2 separate regions of the Homo sapiens genome follow, and region 1 is linked to region 2. Evidence: read pairs that join two places in POLR2A ChIA-PET (ENCODE). Cell type or tissue: A673. All regions are shown on one strand. Each heading gives the region's core, and the rest is flanking DNA. Links, peaks and the distances in the headings are about the cores only.

Region 1 (2,808 bases), core at 214-2,713, 52 kb after region 2:
ATTGTGGCTAACTGGCATGCTGGGTATTCTGATGGTTTTCCAAGAGAAGCTGGAAATCTGGATTTTATAAGGAATGGCCTAGTTTTTAAAAAACATTGAATGGGCCAGAACAAGTTTTCTTCATGGCCACAACTGGCTGTCACCATTTTATAGCCTCTTCTTAGCAGTGACTTTTAAAGTATTTTGTCCCCACTGTGATCTGGGTAGAATGTCCCATGGGCTGTTCCAGAAGGTCTCAAGTCTTGGGAAGTCACGTCTGACACCATTGGAGATGCCATTTCTGAAAGTCAAGGCCCACGGCCACAGCAGTTTCTCAGAGAACAATACCATGTCTCCAGTGGGGCCTGACATTCTTGGAGACAGTATAGTCTAGTGGTTAGTGTCGTAGATGCGGGTTTCACACTTGCTGAGTTCAAAACCGACATTGCCACTTCCCAGCCCCGTCCCCTTGGGCAAGTCACTTCACTGCTCTCTGCCTCAGTTTCCCAGTATGTATTAATGGAATGGGTATGACAGCACCCCATAGGATTGTTGTAAGGCAAGCTTGTCCAACCTGCGGCTCAGGACGGTTTTAAATGCAGCCCAACACAAATTTGTAAACTTTCTTAAAACAGATTGTTTTTCGGTTTTTTGTTTTTTTTTTTTTTAGTTCATCAGCTATGGTTAGTGTTAGTGTTATGTGTGATCCGAGACAGTTCTTTTAGTGTGGCCCAGTGAAGCCAAAAGACTGGACACGCCGGTTGTAAGGCACAGTGGAGGCCGCGTGAAGCCCACTGACCCTGGCACACTGAGAGCTTGGGTGATGCTGGCCGGCGTGATGTGTCCTTCCCGGGTTAGGTCCCTGGGATCCAGCTGGCTGGCGTGGAGCATTCCTGGGCACTCCTCTTTCCTCTGCCGCTGCCCCTGCCACCGGGGTGTGGGTTCCCAGGAGCCCCAGAACAGGCAGCCACCTGCCCCCTGCCCCCAGCCGTCCTTGCCAGTTGCTGGGTGCCCATGGTATTCTGGCGTGCCGGATGGTGCTGCAGTTGGAAGTGAGTCTTGAGTGAGCAATTAACTCTGCCAGCTGCCAGCTCACAGCTGCTGTGGGTGGGGGCGGCCCCTTTTAAAAATAAAAACAACATGCAGAAAAACAGCCCTGGAGTACCGTTGGCTTCCCTTAGCCAACGTGGTCAGGGCTTCATTTTGATGCTTTTGTGGAGAAGAATCCCGGGCCTGGATGGGGAAATAGGATGCATTTTGGTCTGGGGAGTGTCTTTATTTAGGGGCAGAGGTGATGGCCTGTGTCTGGCCTCCCCATCCAGGAGGCAGGCCCCTTTCCTCAAGCTGCCCACGAGTGGCTGGCTCATGGATGCCTGCCACAGGGAAGGGGATTTGGGTTCCTTGGGGCCAGTTTTTAGCAGGCTCAGGCCGGAGAGGGTGGCTGTGGGATCTCTCAGGTCTGTTTCCAGCTCTGTCGGCTATAGGGGGGCCCTGGGGCCATCCCGGAGATCCCTGGAGCTCTCCTCTGCAGCTTCCAGCCAGTTTTCTGGAACTAGCGGGAAAGGAAAGGGGCACCAAAGGTGTTTCCGGGCATGCGACTGCTGCCACTTTGAGGTCTTGGCTTTGGTAGTGGGTTGAGTCATGGCCCATGAAACATAGGTACACTTGGAAACTGTGAATATGACCTTGGCCTTATTTGGACCACAGGTCTTCGCAGATGTCACTAAGGTAAGGGTCTCAAGATGGGATCATCCTGGAATAGGATGGGCCCTAAATCCAATGACAAGTGTTCTAAGAGAAGACACACAGCAGAGAAGTCCACGTGAAGACGGAAGGAACGCCAGGAGCCACTGGGAACTGGAAGACACAGAGAAGGCTCCCCCTGCAGAGTCTTTGGAGGGTGTGTGGCCCTGGTGACACCTTGAGCTTGGATTTCTGGCCTCCAGAACTGTGAGAGGATAGGTCGCTGGTTTCAGCCACCCAATTTGTAATAATTTGTTATAGCAGCCACAGGAAACGAATACAGTTGTGAACTTTATTTTAATCACTCATGTATTTTAAAATTAAAATGTAAAATGTAATTTTGTCTTGTTCACTGCCATATTTCCAGTGCTCAGCACATACAGTAGGGGCTCAGCAGATGCTTCTCGAATGTCTGATAGCTCCAGGCCTGGGTGAGGAACTCCTACCTGCTGGGAGTTGGACCCAGCTTTCAGGAAGTCGGTAAACTGGGCTGGAGTGGTGTGCATTCAGCAACACCATCTTTTTGTTTATTTATTTGTTTATTTGAGATGCGGCCTTGCTCTGTTGCCCAGGCTGGAGTGCAGTGGCATGATCTTGGCTCACTGCAGCCTCTGCCTCCTGGTTCAAGCAATTCTCTTACCTCAGCCTCCTGAGTAGCTGGAATTACGGGTATGCGCCACCACACCTGACTGAATTTTGTATTTTTAGTAGAGATGGGGTTTTGCCATGATAGCCAGGCTGGTCTTGAGCTCCTGGCCTCAAGCGATCCACTGCGCCCGGCCTATTTATTTTCAGTTGAGGTGAAATTCACATCACATATAATTTACCATTTTAACATGAACAGTTCATGAGTTCTTAGTACAATCACAATGTTGAGCACCCACCCCTTCTATCCAAAAAATGTCCTCATCACCCCAAAAGGAACCCTGTACCGGTGGGGTCACTTCACGTTGCCGCCTCCCGCAGCCCCTGGCAGCTACCAATCTGCCTTCTGCCTCTGTGGACTTACCTATTTTGGGTATTTCTCCTGGACGGAATCATGCACTGTGGGTTTTGGCTTCTTTCACTCCGCACAATGTGTTTGAG
Region 2 (2,808 bases), core at 252-2,751:
TTTCACGTGCAATGCTGGGCTTACAATAATTCTGGCAGGCACCAGAGAGGCCTGGAGGACCCTTCTGAGCCAGGGGGACCAGCAGCATTCATTTTTAAAATGAGAGATCCAGTATGACTGGCTCGGACAGGCAGAAGCCAGAGGGAACCCAGGAGGGACAAACAAGCTCAGTTCTAAGACCGCAGGTCGCACCCACTCTGGACAGGCCTTTGGGGTCTGATCTCCCCTTGGTCCAGGTCTGAGCGGGGCGGTTTGGGCCAGGGCTGCTTTAGAGTTGGATGCAGCAACAGTCACCACTGCAGTGCAGGCTCTTTCACCATCTGTGTGTGTGTCTGTGCGTGTCTGTGCCCTGGGAAGAAGGGAAGGGGCAGGGGTTGGCTTTCCAGGCCCAAGCAGAGGGTGAGGCCACCCAGGGGCTAATTCCTAACATTCTCAGGGAGGCTGAGAAGGAGAAAATGTGGGGCAAAGATGCTGGAAAGGAGACCTCCTTGAATCTCGAAAGACTCCAGAAGTGCACGCAGGGATGTCCAAAACCAGATATCCAAGCTGAAAAACAAAGCAAGAAAGCATTTTCCATCTGTAAACATTTCACACAGACATGGTCAGAGCAAGTGACCCTCTGCCTCAACCCCCATTTCCCAGGGCGTCCCCTGCACCTGCCCTTGTCACATCCTCCCCCAGCCCCCACCCAGAGGCAACCTCTGCTGTCAATTTGTCCTGTGTCCTCCCCAACCTCTCCCTGGCTCCTGCCATATGTCCCTCCCTGAACTGCCCACTCCATCCACTGTTCTCACACGGGGCTCTTTGCTGTTCCAGGAATACACCAGGCACATTCCCACCCCAGGGCCTTTGCACTGGTGGTTCCCTCTGCCTGTTGTGCTTTCTCCCAGATACTTCCCTGACCTCCCACACCTGTGCACACTACCTTCCTTTCCTGATTTATTCATTATCTTTTTGAGACTGAGTCTCGCTCTGTCACCCAGGCTGGAGTGCAGTGATGCGATCGTGGCTCACTGCAACCTCTGCCTCCCGGGTTCAAGCGATTCACCTTCCTCAGCCTCCCAAGTAGCTGGGATTTCAGGCACCTACTACCATGCCCAGCTAATTTTTGTATTTTTGGTAGAGAGGTGGTTTCACCATGTTGGCCGGGCTGGTCTCGAACTCCTGACCTCAGGTGATCCACCCACCTTGGCCTCCCAAGGTGCTGGGATTCCAGGAGTGAGTCACAGTGCCTGGCCTTCCTTTCTGGATTTATTTCTTGCAGAGCACTTACCACCTTCTCATCCAGGGAATGATATATTTATTGAGTTTTAATTATGCATCCCTCTCTTTAGAATGTCAGCTCCACGGAGGCAGAGACTGCCTATCTCATTCACTGCTATATCTCACACACCTAGTGTGGTGCCTCGCACACAGTGGGCACGCCTGAATTAATCTCCTTGCAGAAGTCTTCATGCATATAAGATATGGAATCAATCTAAGTGTCCATCAATGAAGGATTGAATAAAGAAAGTGTGGTACCTATACACCATGGATCACTATTTAGTTATAAGAAAGAATGAAATCCTGTCTTTTGCAGCAATGTGGATAGAACTGGAGTCCATTATCCTAAGCGAAACGACTCAGACACAGAAAGACAAATACTGGCCGGGCGCAGTGGGCCATGCCTGGAATCCCAGGCACTTTCGGAGGCCAAGGCGGGCAGATTGGTTGAGGCCAGGAGTTCGAGACCAGCCTGGCCAACATGGTGAAACCCGTCTCTACTAAAAATACAAAAATTAGCTGGGCATGGTGGTGTCCCAGCTACTTGGGAGGCTGAGGCGGGAGAATCACTTGAACCTGGGAGGTGGAGGTTGCAGTGAGCCAAGATCACGCCACTGAACTTCCAGCCTGAGTGACAGAGCGAGATTCTGTCTCAAAAAAAAAAAAAAAAAAAAAAAAGCAAATACTGCATGTTTTCACTTACAAGTGGGAGCTAAATAATGTGTACACATGGAAGCAGAGTGTGGAATGATGGAATTGGAGACCGAGAGGCGTGGGGACATGGGAGGGGGTTAGATGGCGGGAGGTTGCTTGGTGGACATAAGGCGCATGGCTCCCATGATGGGTGCATCCTAACACTTTGCCTTCACCACAGTGCAATATAACAATGTAGCAACATTGCACTTGTACCCCATTAATATATGCCAAAAAGTATCATGCATAGCCCGGCAGCCTAAGCACACTTACCCCTCCCCGCTTTTCTGCACAAAAGGTACCACACTGCACACCCAGCACTGCACGTGCTTTTGCGCTAAACAATGTATCTGGGAGGTCTGCCCCCACGGGAACAGAAGGTACAGCTTATTCTCAGGCTTGTTCACAGCTGCGGGCTGTCCCATTGGAGAGATGGCAGGATCCACCTAGCCAGCCCCACCACCGCCATTCAGGAGAGCAAGACTGCAGGGACCATGTCATCCTCGCTGGATCGCTCCCCTTGATGGGGCCCTCCTGTGCTCCCACCCATGGTGCCTGAGAGCAAAGACTCAAGCAGATGCCCTGGTGGGACAACACCCCAGAAATGAGGGGGAACCCCTGGGAGAAAGCGAGCTGTTGATCTTCAGAGATCATCGGGCCTATCAGAGGGGGGCCTGAGTTTGTTCCCAGCTCCATTCTTTCTGAAATGTAAACAGTGTCTTAACTGAAGGAGCAGAGGAAGCCGGGGGTGACATTGCAGTTTCTTGCAGCAAGGGTAAGTGGGGGCTGGCTGGGGACTCTGAGCGACATCCTCAGTGAGGTTTCTGCAGGACTGTGAGATCAGAAGGGCCT

What was found. Peaks named below come from ENCODE experiments on the same cell type or tissue, not always from the same donor. Only the 100,000 strongest peaks of a DNase experiment are listed, where the experiment ranks them.
Region 1: POLR2A ChIA-PET joins it to region 2 with 17 read pairs; 11 of 35 experiments call an interaction of 5 or more read pairs at or near these places.

Annotation. Positions count from the first base shown.
Region 1 is chr12:124,521,476-124,524,283 of GRCh38, reverse strand. All of the region lies in intron 2 of NCOR2 (nuclear receptor corepressor 2), which reads left to right. Among named protein-coding and RNA genes, the nearest start is that of NCOR2, 45 kb to the left of the region's middle. RefSeq lists an enhancer at 2,719-2,808. In A673, for the core only: no CTCF peak of the experiment used is centred there; no DNase peak of the experiment used is centred there; H3K27ac peaks cover 1,490 bases.
Region 2 is chr12:124,573,856-124,576,663 of GRCh38, reverse strand. No RefSeq gene overlaps it. Among named protein-coding and RNA genes, the nearest start is that of NCOR2, 7.6 kb to the right of the region's middle. In A673, for the core only: no CTCF peak of the experiment used is centred there; no DNase peak of the experiment used is centred there.